2 separate regions of the Mus musculus genome follow, and region 1 is linked to region 2. A link is a loop called in an ENCODE intact Hi-C map of the cell type or tissue named here. Cell type or tissue: left cerebral cortex. All regions are shown on one strand. Links, peaks and the distances in the headings refer to the core of each region. The heading gives the core; the rest is flanking DNA. Region 1 overlaps Clcn3 (chloride channel, voltage-sensitive 3). Region 2 holds the start of Aadat (aminoadipate aminotransferase).

Region 1 (9,326 bases), core at 447-8,446, 420 kb before region 2:
TTGTTCTTGTTTTGTATTTAGATATTCCCAAAGTGAAACATTTAAAAGTATATTAGTTTCGTCCTTGATGAAAATTCAAAAGATATACTTTGCTATGTTTCTGGTACTCTGGAAGTATCTGCTTACGTTGTAAAATTGATTCCATAGTAATCCTACTGTGGCACTACCACCATCAGTTAGAAGTTAGGAAACTAGGACTTAAAACGCCAGCAGACGTGCTTTAGATAGCATACAAGTTATAGCAGAATATGGATTTAAATTTTTTCTGATTCCAAAAGTTATGCTTTTAACTACTGTGCTATTGCTATAATTATGTCTGTCTGTCTGTCTGTCTGCCTGTCTCTCTCTCTCTCTCTGTGTGTGTGTGTGTGTGTGTGTGTGTGTGTGTGTGTGTGTGTGTGTGTATTTAGGTATGCTAAGCAAAAAGACATATCCAAATCCTGTATTATGGGATTCTAGATGGTATTCTGAGTGCTTCATATATGTTCACTAAGTAACATCATGATCGTCTTAGACAAGAACAGGGAGACACGGGGGACTGAGGTACTTACTATGGTCACACAGCCAGTGTATGGCAGAGGCAGGACTTCTGCCTGCAGCTTCAAACAATTTATGCGCATTACAACTTGATTCTTATCTCCTCTATCTTTTCTTCCAGAAAATTTGTAAAATGAGATGATTTGAGGAAGTGATTAGAGTACCCTCAGATATTCACGGGATCACAGTAGTGAAAGGAGTAGAGTCTTAATAATAATCCAATCACTTTCCAGGTGGGAAGGCAGCAGTGATCAGGGCACAGACAGCTGCCCAGGAGTGCTGCAAGAGTGTGTGGAGTTTGTTCTTCCTTGAAACTGTCTTTACCACGTAGTTAGTGACTCAAAGGGGCTGTTGTTTGTACTTTTAGACTATACTTCAGAGGGTTTAGGGGAGTTATAATAGAAACTGTTTAATGGACTGCAGCGTCTTTCATAAGGGTTAGAGTAATGAGTGAAGCAGTTAGCTCCAAAATCTGGAGAAATGATGTCCTACTTAAAAATAAGTAAACGTGTACCCCCATTCCACAGTTTCCTCTCTCTCCCCTCTTTGTACCAACATTAAGTATTGAAGGTTGCCTGTATTCATTGTTTTCTCTTTATAGTACACTCATTGTATGTTTGGCATTAATGTTTTGACAGTATAGAAAAAGTGCAAATGAGTTTTAAATTAAAGCAGAAAAGAAAAAATAACTCTTTAGAGAAATGAGTACTTGCCTTCCTTGCTTTGCAAGGGGGACATGTAGGTTAAGGTCTGAAATGGCCCTGGGATAGCATGGAATACAAAAGCTTGTTTGGTTGTTTGATTGGTAAGGGAACTTTAGAAACAAACTGCATCCTCTCCCTAGGTGCTGTCAGCCGCCTCAGCTGCTGGGGTTTCTGTGGCTTTTGGTGCACCGATCGGAGGAGTTCTTTTTAGCTTGGAGGAGGTACGTAAAAAAGAATCGCATTAAAACTGTATCTTGGTGCACACTTTATTTTTATTGCTAGTGTAATAGAACTTACGATTTTAACTTTATTTTGTATACAGTTTCAAAGTAGTTCTCCATAAAAAATGTTTTATACAAAACTGCTAACTTCAGAAAATTGTTTTATTTTTTATTACTTAATTTTTATTAATGTTTTATTTTTGTTAAGATTTGTTTTTAATTCTGTGTATGGATATGTGTTTGAGTTATATGCGGGTGAGTTGCAAGTGACCACAGAAGTCAGAGGAGGGCATCACATCCCCTGGAGCTGCAGTTGCAGGCTGTTGTGAGCCTCTGGGTGGAGGTGCTGGGTGCCAAGCTTGAATTTTCTATAGGAGCAGTATCTGCACTTTATTGCTGACCCACTTCTCCTCCTGCCTTCTGCTTTAAACCTTTTGCTCATGTTTAGATAGTGGTAATTGTTTCTAGCTGAATTTCACATATTTAAAACTGGCAAAATGTGAATTTCACTCAGTGGAAGCCTCTGAAACCTATCTATCTATCTATCTGCTGGCTCAATTACAGCTGCGTTTTTATTTTTACTATTTTAAATCAGTCTGTAAGCTGAGTTTTAATAAAGTTTTATGATTTGCGTGTTTGAAGTTTGTATGATTGTTTCTTTTCTCTTTTTGTATGATTATTTCTTAAACAGTTACTGATGTCTAAGGAGATAATTTCATTGCTTCATGGAATCTGTATTTTTTTATAGAAGAGACAAGTGAGCTCCATCTTTAATAGTTAACAAGAGTTACTATAGAGATATTTATAGCTAACATAATTGTATTAGATATGAAACTCTTGGAAAACTAAACAGTTCTTGGTAGTCTAGATGATTATTAGACATTCATTATCAGTTATTGTGAATTTGTAGTTATGATAGTCAAAGCATCCCTTTTTAATTAGGACAAATCACATAAATTCAAACTGCAACGAAGCTTGAGTTACTTAAGGTAAATTTTATATTTACTCAAGTTATAGTTACTCTGAAATAGGTGATAGCACTAATTTTTCTTTTCTGTTTTTAGGTTAGCTATTATTTTCCTCTCAAAACTTTATGGAGATCATTTTTTGCTGCTTTGGTGGCAGCATTTGTTTTGAGATCCATCAATCCATTTGGTAACAGCCGTCTGGTCCTCTTTTATGTGGAGTATCATACACCATGGTACCTTTTTGAACTGTTTCCTTTTATTCTCCTAGGGGTATTTGGAGGGCTTTGGGGAGCTTTTTTTATTAGGGCAAATATTGCCTGGTGTCGTCGACGCAAGTCCACCAAATTTGGAAAGTATCCTGTTCTCGAAGTCATTATTGTTGCAGCCATTACTGCTGTGATAGCCTTCCCCAACCCATACACAAGGCTCAACACCAGTGAACTGATTAAAGAGCTGTTTACAGATTGTGGGCCGTTGGAATCCTCCTCTCTCTGTGACTACAGAAATGACATGAATGCCAGTAAAATTGTTGACGATATTCCTGACCGTCCAGCAGGCGTTGGAGTATATTCAGCTATCTGGCAGTTGTGCCTAGCGCTCATATTTAAAATAATAATGACAGTATTCACTTTTGGTATCAAGGTAAGTGCTCATGTGAGATGATACTGGAATAATGATATCTCCAAGACCTTATGTGTAATAAGAAATGAAATTTCATCCAAATGATTGCACTTCTGAGACCAGAATCTGAAAAGGACTTATTGGTCTGATATCAAGAGGTTTCTAGTAACTTCTGGAGTCTGTGGGACAGAGTCTATTTTTCTGAACTTTCTAGATTCGAGAGGCTGCATCCCTTCCTTTGCTTATGTTCCCTTTCTTGCAACTCAAAGCCAGTCCTGGTTGGCCAGATCTTTCTCTTGTTTAATTCTTAGAAATCCCACTTTCGAATGAAAAAAAAAAACTCTAGGATTACTTTTAATCCACCCAGATAATACAGGATAATCTCTTGTTTTAAAAGTTAGCTGGCTAACAATCCAGGAGAAACCATTATACTACCTTCTCTGTACCACTGTAGTATGTTAGCTTAAATTGGCACTGTGGTCTCAGAATCAAGTTGCTAGATCTCTAATAGGACTCAATCCATCAGGGCCTTAGAGCTGTGAGCCCTGGAACATTGCTTCTCTTGGACTCACTAACTACAGCTTTCTTAGGAATACCCACATAGAGAAGCAGAATCAATCACAAAGTCAGTCATGCCACCTGTAGTTCCTTTGGAGTTGATGATTATAAGCGATGGCATACTTTCACAGACTGAGCTCATGTAGCGAGTGCAACAGCTTTATTTCTGTGAGGTTAGAAGGTTGATAGTTTTAAGATTGCTTTTATTTTGCCTTTTTTAGTGCATTGAATATCAAACTTAAAAAAAAAAAAAAAACAGAAAAAAAATCTTAGTTTTACTCTTATTTTTCCTACCAGAGTTAAAGAGGCCTTAGAGTTGTCCCGTCTAAGGGTTGTTTTCCCCAATAACTGCCTATGTTAACAGTAGAATTACGCCAAAGAGTCTCATTGGCTGTAGTTGGCCAACACTGAAGAAGCTGGAGGCAGGTGGCAGGCCCTTGTTAAGTCCTGGTCTCTGGCTGAAGGATTATAGCTGAAGATTGTGAAGTGTATTTTAATCCTTTGTGTTGTATATCCCTTTAACTGTCCCAGAACATGCCAATTTGTTCTGTCCTTATTTTTTAAGAATCTCTTCCAATAAAGATTTTTCTTTTTTAGTTGATTCACATGTATATTCCATTTAGAATATTGGGAATTCTGGAAACATCACCTGACATATGCTGTAGCTCTTTAGGAGAAGTAACATCTGCTGTTTCTACCATTTGTGAAAGTAAAACGGAGGGACAATCTTGGGAGCTTACTGCTTCAGATGGAACAAATTTGGTTTTATGGGAAATACCTGTCTTTCTCCCCTACCCCCTTCCATTTTACTGTGGACTACTGAAAACTTTGTTAGAGACTAAGGATGTTTTAGGATAAAGGATGATAAATTTTGAGCTATTTCTCTTTGACTTAGAGAAGCTGCTTTATTCCTTTGTTACTGAAATCTAAGAATTACTAACAAACTATTTGATATAACAGGATTTTGTGGTAGTTTACTCTGTGTAAGGACTTTAGCGTTTCATTAAGATACGAATGGAGCCTATTGTTAGAAAAAAAAATTCATAGGATCTAGTTTTCAGTCACGTGATTAGAGAACTGTTACCTCATTAAAAGTTCTTTCCTTGCTGTCACAGGTCCCGTCAGGCTTGTTTATCCCCAGCATGGCCATTGGAGCCATTGCAGGGAGAATTGTGGGGATCGCTGTGGAGCAGCTTGCCTACTATCACCACGACTGGTTTATCTTCAAGGAGTGGTGTGAGGTTGGGGCTGACTGCATCACTCCCGGGCTGTATGCCATGGTTGGGGCTGCTGCGTGCTTAGGTAATAGGATCGATTCTGTTTGCTTGGTTTTTGGCTGTTGGCAATCTGAGAAAAAAGAGCCAGTAGTAGACTAGACTCTTGTGGCTAGGAAGAAGATGATGCGAGGTAGAAGGAAGGAATCGTTTAAAAGAAATGAAGCGCTAATAGTCTTGTGTAGTACTGGATTTTGTTTTGTCTAAGAACATTTGTTTACTGTAAAAATGTAATAATAGCTACCATATTTATAATATCACATAATGCTTTATGACAGAAACCATCTTGGTACAACATAGCCTTAATCTGAATCCTATTCAAAGAATCTTGGTTTTTCACTGATAGAGATCTTAGTCTATGTGTAACAATTGATAGCCATGTTCCTAAAGTCAGAGTTATAATGAAGCTTCAGAATAGCCTCACATTAAGCTCTATAATAACTTATCAGCCTTAATAAAGATTTATCATATCAACTCTTTAGCGTCTAAGTTACATTTGTATAAAAGAAATGGTAACTATTCATTTTAGTGACATAAAAGCAAAATAATAGTTTTAAATCTGTAAGAATCTGTTCATTGTTCTCTTTGGCTGAAAAATTATTTGGTTTTATATTTAAATTTTCCACCAAATTTTGGTATAATATTGACTAACAGTTGGTACTTTGACTTCGATTTTGCTCAGCGACTCAGAATCTGCAGAAGGGTAATATCAAATGAAATTAGAAATCATTTTCAACAAAGTAGCAAGTATTTCGCCTCCACATTCTCTTTAGCAGGTAAAGTGAGAGAGAGGCGAGAGAAGACTGAGGAAGTGTGGGCTGCCTCTGGGAAGAGCCCAGCAGCAAGAAAACAGCAGTGTGTACTGCCTGGGCTCACAGAGTGCAGGGCAGAAGTTAGAGGGACTAAGAGCTCAACTGTTCCAGGAAGGGCACAGTGGGGATTGGATTGTCTTCAAGGTAATTGGGTTTTTCGAGACAGGGTTTCTCTGTGTAGCTCTGGCTGTCCTGGAACTGACTTTGTAGACCAGGCTGGCCTCGAACTCAGAAATCCTCCTGCCTCTGCCTCCCGAGTGCTCCCAAGGCGCGTGCTACGATCGCCTGGCTGTTTAAAGGTAATTTTTAACTGAGAAGTTATACATTTATACATATCACCTTCATACTTCCAAAGCTTTGGTCAAGATTTATCTTTGAGGCAGCCCTCTTTAAAGACTATCAATCCACAGTTCTTTTATTTGGGTATGCCTTCGTTCCACTAGAATTATGAGCTTACTGATGACAATGTCAAAATCCACCAGTCTTTGAAATCTGATTCTTCAAGCAATTAACTTTAGGGTCATTTTCCATCAGACAGATTTGTCTGGTTCTCAATTCATAATATGTTTAAACATGAATGAGTTAAAGTCATACTCATTTTTAAAGCTGTACTTTGAAGAATCACAGGGTTTTGGGGTATGCTAAGATAGAACATGTAATAGAGGGCTGGGGGTGGTTCAGTGAGCAAGAGCTCTTGGCATGCAAGCGTGAGGACCTCATTCTGATCCCCAGGGCCAATCCCCAAAGCCAGGCCTGACTGCATTGCTGTGACCCCGCCATTGGAGGGTGGGCACAGGTGGGTTCTAGGAGCTCACTGGCTAGGGAGCTTTCCAGTGGGAGAGCCTTTGTTAAAGGAATCAGGCAGAGTAGTAGAGGAAAGCAGCAGGTGTCCTCTAGCACTGCCGTGCACCCACATGCATGCACATGTGCAACACACACACACACACACACACACACACACACACACACACACACACACACACACACTGTCTTCTTTACTTTTGTCACATAGCTCCTTCTCACAGACCTACATAAGTCCTCGGAGTAATTCAGAGCCATAGTTATTACTCTTTGAGGCTTTCCCAGGGTACTCTGGTTATGGGAAGATTCTAATGCAAAGATAAATTTGTATGAAAATATATTTGGAATTCATAATTTGAAGAAATGTATTATATAGTACATTTTGAATATCCTGGGAAACACATTGAATTGGTAAGAAGTAGATTATAAAAATTAGTATCTGAGGTTGCATCGGGATGAATTTGTATTTGAAATTGTTCCAATTTGTTGCAGAGCCTTGGTTTTCCATTTTTAGCTTGATGACTTTGGAAAAGTTCCTTTGGTTCTTTGATATTTACTTTTCTCATCTGTAAAATGGAAATGCCAGCGTGTCCCTTGGTTGTCGGGAGAATTGTGGGAGGTAGCATGCACATAAGGATGTGGTCATGAGTCCTGTACAATAAGTTCTTAGTTTAATTCAAGAAAAAGCCTTTATAAACTGGCAAGGACATGCTGACATAGAGTAGTATGTACATGATGTGTGGCCGTCCTTGATTTTTTAGATTAAGAAACTGAAAGGCTTACTGAACTAACCAGCACTGTGAGCTCCCTAAGTTACAGCTATGGGTTTATTTTGGTGGTGTGTTTCAGAATATTGTTATACTTGCATATGGAGGTTAGTGGACAGTTTATGAAAATCAGTTCTCTACTTCCATGTGGGAAATGGGGGTTGAGCTCAGAACATCATGTTTGTCAGCAACTGCTTTGCTTGCCAATGCATCTCACTGGCCAAGTTGTTAGGCCTTCTGACCAGAAGAGCAACACAGTGGAAATGACACTTAAGCCACTGTGTCTGTGCGTGCCCGTAATCCCAGCAGAAATGGAGGCCAGCCTGGGCTGCATAGTAAGACCCTGTCTTTAAAAACACAAAGTAGTTCTTAGTTGTAGTAAATGGCTTGTGAAGTAGGTTGAAAGTAATGGGGTCTGAGAGTCAAGGAGGTAAGATAAAGTGCTATGAGAATGAGAGCACGAGGACTGAGAGATGGCTCATCAGTCAGGAGCATGGGCTGCTCTTCCGAAGACCTAGGTTTGAGTCACAACACCTCACATGGTGGTCCATAACTGTTGGTAAGTCCAGGTCCCGAATATCAGAAATCCTCTTCTAGCCTTCAGGTGCTCAGATGTAATACTCAGGCAAACAGTTACACATAATAAAATATATCTCAAAAAAGATTTTAAAAGGAGCATACTTTTTTTTTTTAATGAAAGAATAATTTGGGTCCTGGGCTAGTTTAGTAACAATGAGAATCCTGAGAAAAGGACTCAAGTATCTTAGAGAAGAATTCAAATCTGTAGAGGTGAACAGTTGAGATATTGGAATAAAACTTTAGGTTTCAAAAAGAATCACCTAGATTGAGAGGAAGAGCGTGTGCAAGAATTTGGGATCAGAGAATGGCCCTTCCTTGGTAAAGAAGAGAAATGTGGATTTCATGCGTGTGTTGTTTTCTTTGGTAGCTACTTCAAAGTCTGTAGTTGACAGAACAAGTAGTCAGGTGTGGTGTGCAGGACAGGAGTATAGCAGAGGCCAGGGAGGAGCAGAGGGACTAGGACAGTACAGGCAGAGAGATGACAGCCAAGAATGCTCATCTGAGGAAAGCAGGAGACTTCCCGGCCCTCCTCCTCCACCTCCTTCTTGGGATGTTAGACTCAAACCCAGATCCTTGTCCAAGCTACGTAAAACCCTACCCAGATCAAATGAATTTTATACCTAACGTTATCACTTACACTGTTAATAAATCACAAGGCTTCAAAATATTTCACACGTTTTGAAACGACATAAGGAATTTTATTTAATATTCTACATATACATACACACGCAATTTCTAAACTGGTAGCAAGCAAGAAAGCTGTAATGTGCTTATTTGTATTTAAGAAGTTATAGTAAACTTTTATAATAGTGAAATTTTTCTTTGCTTCAGCCGTAAATCAAAATGGCAAAGTCTCTTTTCTTGCTCAGCTTGTTGTTTGTTTTTTTAATGCTAGAAAAAGTTTACAAGTGTTATAATCATCTTCCATGGTATAGCCAGATTGATTTTTCTCCAGATCATCTTAGGCATAATAGTTATCGTCTTGAATGATAATGCTTTTCACTGATCAAGATCTGTCTAGATTTCCTGTTCACCTGCCTAGTATGCGACTCTAGTAACTTGTCCTGGTGAGAGTCCTGCCTTTCCTGACCACTGGTGTTCATTTCTTTCAGGTGGTGTGACAAGAATGACTGTGTCTCTGGTGGTTATTGTTTTTGAACTTACTGGAGGCTTGGAATATATTGTTCCTCTTATGGCTGCAGTAATGACCAGTAAATGGGTTGGTGATGCCTTTGGTAGGGAAGGTATTTATGAAGCACACATCCGACTAAATGGGTACCCTTTCTTGGATGCAAAAGAAGAATTCACTCATACAACCCTGGCTGCTGATGTTATGAGACCTCGAAGAAGTGACCCTCCCTTAGCTGTTTTGACACAGGACAATATGACAGTAGATGACATAGAAAACATGATTAATGAAACCAGCTATAATGGCTTTCCTGTTATAATGTCAAAAGAATCTCAGAGATTAGTGGGATTTGCCC
Region 2 (9,326 bases), core at 830-8,829:
ATTTTTGCATATATATATTCATAAGGGAAATTGTTCTGAAGTTCTCTATCTTTGTTGGGTCTTTTTGTGGTTTAGGTATCAGAATAATTGTGGCTTCATAGAATGAGTTGGGTAGAATACCTTCTACTTCTATTTTGTTCTACCAGACTTTTAAACAAGAGTTAGTGCAATATTCCTAAAATTATTCCACAAAATAGATATAGAAAGAATATTGTCAAATTCATTTTATGAGGCTACACTCACACCTATATGCAAATTACATAAAGATCCAACAAAGAAAGAATTATGTACCAACTTCCCTTATGAACATAGACATGAAAATAAAGAAAATACTTGCAAACTGAATCCAAGAACACATCAAAAAATCATTCACAATGATCAAGTAGGCTTCATCCAAGAGATGCAGGAATGGCTTAACATATATAAATTGATAAATGTAGTCTATCATATAAACAAAGAGAAAAAAAAAACTCTGCAAGATCATCTCCTTAGATGCTGAAAAGCCTTTGACAAAATCTAGCATTCTTTCATGATAAAAGTCCTAGAAAGATTAGTGATACAAGAGGCATACATCAACATATAAAGGCAGTTTTCAGCAAACCCATAGACAACATCAAGTTAAATCGAGAGAAACTCAATGCAATTCCACTACAATAGCAGAGACAAGAAAAGGTTGTTCTCTCTACTCATAACTGTTCAATGCAATACTTAAAGTTTTAGCTAGAGCAGTAAGACAAACTGTAGGAGAGCAAGGTGATACAAATAGGAAAGGAAGAAGTCAAAATATTATTTGCAGATGATATGATAAGTGATCGAAAAATATTCCAAGAAACTTGTCCAGCGACAAACACTTTCAGAGAAGTAGGTGGATACCAGGTTAATTTTTAAAAAATCAGTAGCCTTTCTATAAACAAACAACGAAGAGAGAAAGAAATCAGAGAACCAACACTTTTTACAATAGCCTCAAATAATATAAATCATCTTTATTTAACTCTATCCAAGCAAATGGAAAAGTTTGTATGACAAAAACATCACGTTTTGAAAAAGAAGTTTGAAGAAGATTCACAAGATGGAAAGATCTCCTATGTTCATGGATCAGTAGGTCAACACAGTAAAAATGGCCATTCTATCACAAATCAATTCTTCACAGACCTTGAAAGGAATTCTCAACTTCATATGGAAAAATAAAAATAAACAAATGAACAAATAAATAAAAGAAAACAAAACCCAGGATAGCTAAACCAATTCTGAACATAAAAGAACTGCTAAAGGCATCACCATCTTTGATTTCAAGTTGTACTATAGTAATAAAAACTGTGTGGTATTGGCATAAAAATAGACACTTTGATCAACTGAATTGAAGACTCAGACATAAATCTACATACCTACACATCACCTGGTTTTTGATAAAAAAAAAAAAACAGAAATATACACTGGAAAAAAGACAGCATTTTCAACAAATGGTTCTGGTCAAATTGGATGGCTGCATGTAGAAGAGTGCAAATAGTTGCAAACCTATCACTCTGTACGTTACTCAAGTCCAAACAGATAAAAAACCTCAACATAAAACTAGATACACTGAGCATGGTGGAAATGAAAGTGGGGAAGAGCCTTGAACGCACTGGCACAGGAGACTTCTTGAACAGAACACAGATTGTGCAGGCACTAAGATCAACACTTAATAAACTGAAAAGCAAAGACACCATTAATTGGATGAAATGGCAGTCTATAGAGTAGGAAAAGTTTTTACTGTCTCCATATTTGATAGAGGGCTAATATCTAAAGTATATAAAGAATTCTTGAATAGATATCAGAAAAACAAACCAATTAAAAATGGAAATACAGATCTAAACAGAGAATTCTTTATAAAGTAATCAGAGCCACTATGGAAATCAATAATACAGTCCCTCAGAAAATTGGGAATTGATCAAACTCAAGGCCCAGCTAGATCACTCTTGGGCATATACCCAAAAGATGCTCCAACCTATCACAGGACATTTGCTCAACCATGTTTTTTTGTGGCTTTATTCATCATAGCCAGAAATTGGGAACAACCTAGGTGTCCTGCAACAGAAGAATGGATAAAGAAAATGTGGCACATTTACACAATAGAGAATTACTCAACTGTTAAAAATATTGACATCATAAAATATGCAGGTAAATGGACAGAATTTGAAAAAAAAAGTCAAGTGAGGTAACCCAGATCCAGGAAGACATATATGGCATGTAGGTATCTATTGACTTATAAGTCAAGTAAGGTAACCCAGATCCAGGAAGACATATATGGCATGTAGGTATCTATTGACTTATAAGTCAAGTAAGGTAACCCAGATCCAGGAAGACATATATGGCATGTAGGTATCTATTGACTTATTAGTGGATATCACTTAAACAATCAATAAACAAGATAAATTCCATAGATCTGGAGAGGTTATGTAAAAAAAAAAAAAAAAGAAAAGAAAAAAAAAAAACAGTCTGCAGGAGAGAAGAGGGAACGATGATGACTTCTAGTAATGGCGGAAAAGGAGTTCTGACAGGTTATCACTTGATGCCAGGCGAGACTTCCAGTGGCAGGACTGGGTTGCATTCCATTGAGTTGTTGGCCAAGGGGGTCCCATGGATATCCTCAAACAACTAAGGCTGTTACTGAGAAAAAGGATGAACTCTGCAGACTCTGCAGGGTCTCATTGCTGAGGACAACACCCACATAACAAGGCAGTCAAGCTGGTGCCTATGTGGAGCCTTCATCCCTACATCCCAGTTTCTTCGGTATGGGAAGCTACTCTTAGGAGTACTAAAAGAGAAAGGTGGACACAATCTGTAGGGCAGTGGTGGCACAGAGCTTGTGGGAGCAGCCAACCAATGTCTGATTTGACTTCCGGCCCACTTCATGGGAAGGAGCCTGTACCCGCACTGCTTGGGAAACCAGGAAAAAAAATCAAACACAACTGGTAAAACCAAAACCAAACCCCAAACAAACAAACAAACAAACAAACAAATGATTCCTAATGATACTCTGGTATAGTCATAGCTCATTGCTGCGACCAGAGAGGCTTTTTCTAGCAGCAGATGGGAAGAGATGCAGAGACCCACAGCCAGACATTCTATATAGAGTGTAAATTGGAGTTCTCCATCAAATAAATCCCTTCCCTCAGGGCTCAGGGAATCTTGAGGAAGAGGTAAGAGTCAGAGAAGATAGAGGACACCAGGAGAACATGGGTCTCTGAATCAATTAAGTAAGGTACATAACAGAGACTGAAATAGCAAGCACAGGCCCTACCTGGGTTTGTACCAGGTCCTCTGCTTATATTATTGCTGTTAGCTTAGTATTTTTATGGGATTCCCGACTCTGAGAACGAGTGTGTTTCTGACTCTTTCGCCTGCTCTTGGGGCTGTTTCCTTCCTGTTGGGTTGCCATGTTCAACTTCAATATGACAGTTTTTGCTTCATCTTATATTTTATTTTGTCATGTTTAGTTGTTATCTCTTAGAAGCCTGTCCTTTTCTAATGAGAGACAGAAAGGGAGTGGATCCAGAGGGGAGAGGAAGTGTGTGTGTGTGTGTGTGTGTGTGTGTGTGTGTGTGTGCAGAACATCCAAGGACTGTTCTATACATTTCCTTTCTTCCCACTGTGATGCTCTTCCCACTGTTCTTTTCAGTATCATACTCAGCTCAAATGGGACTTCCTTGTAGATGTTTCTCTGGCTCTCCCAGTCACTTAAGGTTGAAAGCTCATCACTGGGGTGTGTGAAGCATTTAGTACTGATTTTGCTTTTAATATTTTAAAGTCTTCTCCCAACTTCCCCAGTCATTGTACACCCCATTAACAAAAGATCTCAGTCACATCATCAATGGCATTTAAAAATGAACCAATAGAATTCTACCGTCTATTGGTCACTTACTTACCCATAGCTTGGAGAGTATTGGAGGGCCCTTTTGATCAAGTCGTCTTCAAACCGGATGGTGCTTCCGTTTTCCACAGTGAAGGCAGCTGACTTAAAGGGGAACATGCTCGGGTTTGGAGATCCAGGAGCCAGGGAGATGAGGGTTTTTGGTGCTTTGCTCAGTATGTCCGCTATGATAAACACAAAAAGAAGAAAAAAAATGTGTCCACCGTCCTGTGGTCTGAACATTAATGTCCCTGACCAAGTCCTATACTCGACTCTAGTACTTGATATGCTATATTAAAGATGGGATTAGATCATTAAAAACTCTGCCGTCAGAAATGGAATTAGTGTTCTTACAGAAGAGACCGAGCTGCAGCGAGAAGCATCATTTATTTGGATTTGTCCTCACTGGGTACCTGATGTTGGGCATGGCAGTCTCCAGAGCCGACAGAACATTCTTGCTGTTTATTAAATTACCACTCCTCTCCTCTAGTCTGACAAAGCAGCATACTGGGCTAAGACTGAATGCTAGTCTGAAATAAATACAAAGTAAATTTTTCTAGACTTTCTCACTGGGGGAGGAATCCAAGAATGCAGATGGCGAAGAAAAATGGAGAGGGCCCCAGCAGCAGAAGGCCTTTTTCCCTGTTGCCCAATACCTGTGTGTGTCCCAACTCCACCTCTGGGTCCCATTCCCCAGTCCTTTAAGAGCCTTTCTCTACAGCTGGCTTGAAAGATGTGCCTCATGCTTGGCCCTTTGGCTCATCTCCAACACCTCAGCAAAAATACTCACTGCCTTGCCTTGCCTTCCAAGCCAAGCTCTTAGTGAACAAAAGTTAAATAACTCCTCCTTCACTAATGCTCACAGGTTGTCTTCACACTTGAATGAATGGGCACAAACCCTAGCGGTGAGCGCCAAAACAGGGCACCATGCAGAGCTTCCGCTAAGAAAACTCCACTCTTGCAGAGCAGGGAGGGCTCTGGCTTTGTTTTTCACCTGTAGTTCTGATGGGAGATGGCTTTCTGGCCAGGCTCGTTGCAGTGAGGAACCGTGAGTAATTCATGTCTCTGCTGGTCGCGTGGAGCAGGATTCAGAAAGCCAGTCACTCGGGATGCACTGTTAGCTGTCCCTGTGTAGTGCCACCCAATCTGCCTGCCTACCGGCTGCGGTAGGTGTCTGAGATCTAAATAGACCCGGGTCAGGAGGCAGAAGGGACAAAGTCCATCCACAGAGGGGCAGTGGCTGACCCGGGTGCCCTCTCCCGCCCCGCCGGCCGGCCTATGGCAGCTGACCACAGGCAGCCCAAGTCACTGGTCAGGGATGGGCTTGGAGAGACGAAAACCGCTAGGCCCTGCTGTGATGCACGATAACAACAGGGATCGGTGCCCGAATTCACATAAACGCAGCGTGGATTCTTGACCTTGCTGCTCAGAGTCTCGCAACTGCTCAGAGCCTCGCAGCACAGCTTTGCTATTGGCCAGCCCCCCAAACCCTCCCCTTCAGATCTTTGAAATGAGCCTCTGGAAGCTGATGGTATCTCAGGATCCTGGTCCTTTAGTACCCTCTGGTGGTAGTTTTATTCCATTGCAGCAGGCATTATAATAGGTGCTTAGCCTTGTTTCTCAGTATCAAGGTGTCTGTCTCTCTGTCTCTCCCTGTCTCTCTCTATCTCTCTGTCCCTTTCTGTCTCTCTTTCCCTTCCCTCTCTCACCCCCACCCCCCAAATCTTCAAGGGGACCCAGATGAATTCAGGTAACTTTACAAAGTAGAAGCCCGGTAGAGTAAGTGGGGATAGTTACTCCCAACCCCAAATTTGAAGACTAAATCTGCAGTCTCCTCGATTCTCAGCCTCTTCTCCCACTGAGTTCCAAAGCTTCCACTGTGTAAGTGCTCGGTTGAAAGTGTGTTGGGTATGGTGAAGATAAAGCGATTATCGAGTATGAAATTACCTGGTTGATGACCATACAAAGAGAAACTGTCTTAAGTTCACAGTTATTTAAAGGAGGGAGCGGTGAATGAATCGCTCAAGGAGTACTTTTGGAAGCTGAGGTGCCTGGGCCATATAGTGAGTGAATTCCAAAATTAATAAAGAACAGCTGAAAACTCAGGGTTCAAGCTTGTCCCTGGGAACAGGACATCTCATGACGTTTGAGGTGTCAGCTTTATTTGACCACTGTAGCTTAAACTAGCTGTGTCAGGCAAGGACTTTGCATCCAAGAGGATGGTCCTCGGGCTGGCAAGAGGGGCTTTGGAGTTATAACCATTCTGACTCTAAAAATAATACGTGCCACAGATAGCCTGACTTCTCAGTGTTGGAGGCCAGCCTCTTCCTGCACTCGTACACTCTGAAGACAGAGCACGAGGCATAGACTCTAAGACCATCAAATCATGAAATAAAGATTCTTTAAAAAAAAAAAAGCTTGCTGCGTTTTCTATGCAGACTTTTCTGTGTTTTAGTTAAGTTTAAATATTGTCTTGATAAAACACCATGACCAAGGCAACTTAGAAAACATTCGATTCAGTGTCCACTGTTCTGCTGGGTTAGATTCTTTGGCCATCATGGCAGGGAGCATGGCAGCAGGCAGTCATGCAGGCATGGCGCTGAAGCTGTAGCTGAGAGATTACAGTTGGATTCTCAGGAAAGAGGCAGGGAGAGATCCCTGGGAAAGATGTGGGTGCTCGAAACTTAGGAGCTTTCTCCAAGCAATATACCTCCTCCAACAAGACCCCACCTCCCCAACTTCCCAAATAGTCTTACCAACTGGGGACAACGTGTTTAAATACGAGAGCCTATGGAGACAAACCCCACTTAAACTGCCACCTCCTGGAATTAGACAGGAAAAATACCTGAGATGCTTCCTGGTTATAAGGTGAATGGTGATTCTGGCCAGGTAGGGAAACAAAGTGACCCATCAGAGAAGGTAAAAGGATGTGGGGGTATTGGTGGTTGTGGTTATAGAAATACACCACAGACCAAAACCACAGTCCAAGGGAAAGGCTGCATACTAGTCGTTCTTCCTTGTTGCTGTAACCAAATCCCGTGGGGAAGCAACTTAAAGGACCAGAGGGCCACTCTGGATTACAGTTCAGGGCATATTGGCCGAGAAACTCGGAGGCAGGAGACTGAAGTGTCTGATCACAAGATTTCTTTTCTTTTTTATTTTATTTTATTTTTTATTAGATATTTTCTTTATTTACATTTCAAATGCTATCCTGAAAGTTCCCTATACCCTCCCCCTGCCCTGCTTCCCTACCCACCTACTCCCACTTCTTGGCCCTGGCATTCCCCTGTACTGGGGCATATAAAGTTTGCAAGATCAAGAGGCCTCTCTTCTCAATGATTGCTGACTAGGCCATCTTCTGATACATATGCAGCTAGAGACACGAGCTCCGGGGTACTGGTTAGTTCATATTGTTGTTCCACCTATAGGGGTGCAGACCCCTTCAGCTCTTTGGGTACTTTCTCTAGCTCCTCCATTGGGGGCCCTGTGTTCCATCCTATTGATGACTGTGAGCATCCACTTCTGTATTTGCCAGGCACTGGCATAGCCTCACTCGAGACAGCTATATCAGGGTCCTTTCAGCAAAATCTTGCTGGCATATTCAATAGTGATCATATGATTTCTACAGTTGGGAAGCAGCAAGTTAAATGAAAGCCTGGACCCCACTGAGACCTCAAGGCCTTCCCCTAGTGAGCCGTTTCCTCCAGAGAGGCTTCTCGTCTAAAGGTTTTAGGACTTTCCTTAATAGCCTCACTGAGTATTACAGGAGAGATTTCACACTCAAACCACCACAGGCTGTCAAGATTTAAGAGGAGGAGAGCTCGGCATTCAGTCAGTCTGGAGTCACAAGTTAAAACTTATTGACAGAGAGGAAGGACTCTGGCTTCATCAAGGGTGCAGGAGCAGTTGTTTCCAGGAAGCAAGATGAATGTATAGGTGACTCTTAGTTTAAGATTAAGTTTAAGATTTAGTTTAAGATTAAGACTTAGTTTAAGATTGCCAGAGGATAGAACAGAAGGGCCCAGATCCTTTATCCAAACATTTATTGAGTCCTTATTCTCTGCCAAGGAATGCAATGAATTTTAAAGGACGTTGGAAACAATTCATTGCTCTCAGAGAGCAGAAGAGGTGAGTGATTTTATACAAGGAATATGTCTTGCTTGTAAGATGGATACAAGCTCAAGAAAGGAGATGGGGGTGGGGAGTGGGGGCAGGGGGTTAGGTGGGTGGGGTGATAAGTTTTAGTAGACGGATTTCACAGCTGGATTGGAAACTTATATTCTGTTATGATCTTTGTCATGGTTGAAGTCTAAAACCAAACAAGGTCATGCTCAGCCTGATTCTCTTAAAACTTTTGTTATTTTGTCTCCCCCACACCTCAGGATCTCAAGTCTGAAACCGGGGCCTTATGCTTGCTAGGCAAGCACTCACTCTATTATGGAGCTAAATCCCCAAGCCCTTCTCTTAAAACTAAGAGGACAAAGAAAAACTTGTTTTTAATTTACCAGGGTCTTATTCCACAAGCAGAGAGATAGCCATGCTTTTAAACACCATGTTCAGGACCAGAGGCAGAGCTCAGTGAGAGAGTACTCGCTGGGCATGTACAGAATCCTAGGCTCAGTCCTCAGCACCACAGAGCAGAGAAAAGCAGAGTGAACAAAATAAGCAAACACAATTGTGTTCAGATGAATTTCTCTCATATGTGAATTTTCATACATGTATGAATGTGCATACATTGAGGCCAAGTTGTTGAGATAGTTTTGGCTGGTGAGATGAAAAAATGGGCCTATTTATAGGGAGGGTAGCCCCTAAACACAACTGAACGAGTCTACTAGGAATTCCATAGTAAAATACTCCCAGGAAGCTCACCCAGTGACAATTAATTGTCTCATAGTAGGGAGGCTGTCAGGCCAAGGTCAAGGTGTTGGCTGACTTGGTTTCTTCAGAGAACATTCTCTTTACTGTGTGGATTTCTTTCTTCTCTCTGTGCACTCATATAGCAATTTCTTTGGGGGATAGCTGCATACCTGGTGTCTCTTTCTCCTTTCTTAAGGATACTAGTTATATCAAATCAGACCTACACTTAGAATCTCATTTAACTTTAGTTTACCTCTTTCAAATCCCTGTCACAAACACAGAGTGGGGCTGGGAGTCTTGGGGGGGGGGGGCGTGTCAGGGATTTAGCATTAGTGTTGACATCAAGACAAAGCTGTGTTTGCCAGGGTCCAGAAGTTATAAAGAAAATCCATATTTGCTTATATGTTATAAGTTCTGTTTCCAGGGCTTTCTACAAAAATGCTTCCCATCTGTACGGCCTGTACACATTTTTTAGTTGTCTTTAAGACTGTACCAATATAGAAGAAAATAGTCAAGATAGGCAAAACTTTACCAAACAGTGCTATTTCATGAGTGGGCATCAGCTTACTTGTGTCTCCAA

What was found. Peaks named below come from ENCODE experiments on the same cell type or tissue, not always from the same donor. Only the 100,000 strongest peaks of a DNase experiment are listed, where the experiment ranks them.
Region 1: it touches region 2 in a loop (2.8-fold over the local background); 1 of 42 quality-filtered maps calls a loop at or near these places.

What each region holds. Positions count from the first base shown.
Region 1 is chr8:60,922,817-60,932,142 of GRCm38, reverse strand. Clcn3 (chloride channel, voltage-sensitive 3) reads left to right here. Exons shown (of 13, transcript NM_173873.1): 8 at 1,382-1,462; 9 at 2,527-3,072; 10 at 4,725-4,911; 11 at 8,955-9,326. Among named protein-coding and RNA genes, the nearest start is that of Hpf1, 37 kb to the right of the region's middle. In left cerebral cortex, for the core only: no CTCF peak of the experiment used is centred there; a DNase peak (open chromatin) is centred at 4,215.
Region 2 is chr8:60,501,837-60,511,162 of GRCm38, reverse strand. It overlaps Aadat (aminoadipate aminotransferase), which reads right to left and starts at 5,039. Exons shown (of 13, transcript NM_011834.2): 1 at 4,884-5,039; 2 at 3,906-4,074. The coding sequence starts at 4,950. In left cerebral cortex, for the core only: CTCF peaks have their summits at 4,790 and 5,452 (motif pointing left); DNase peaks (open chromatin) are centred at 5,027 and 5,398; H3K4me3 peaks cover 798 bases; H3K27ac peaks cover 401 bases.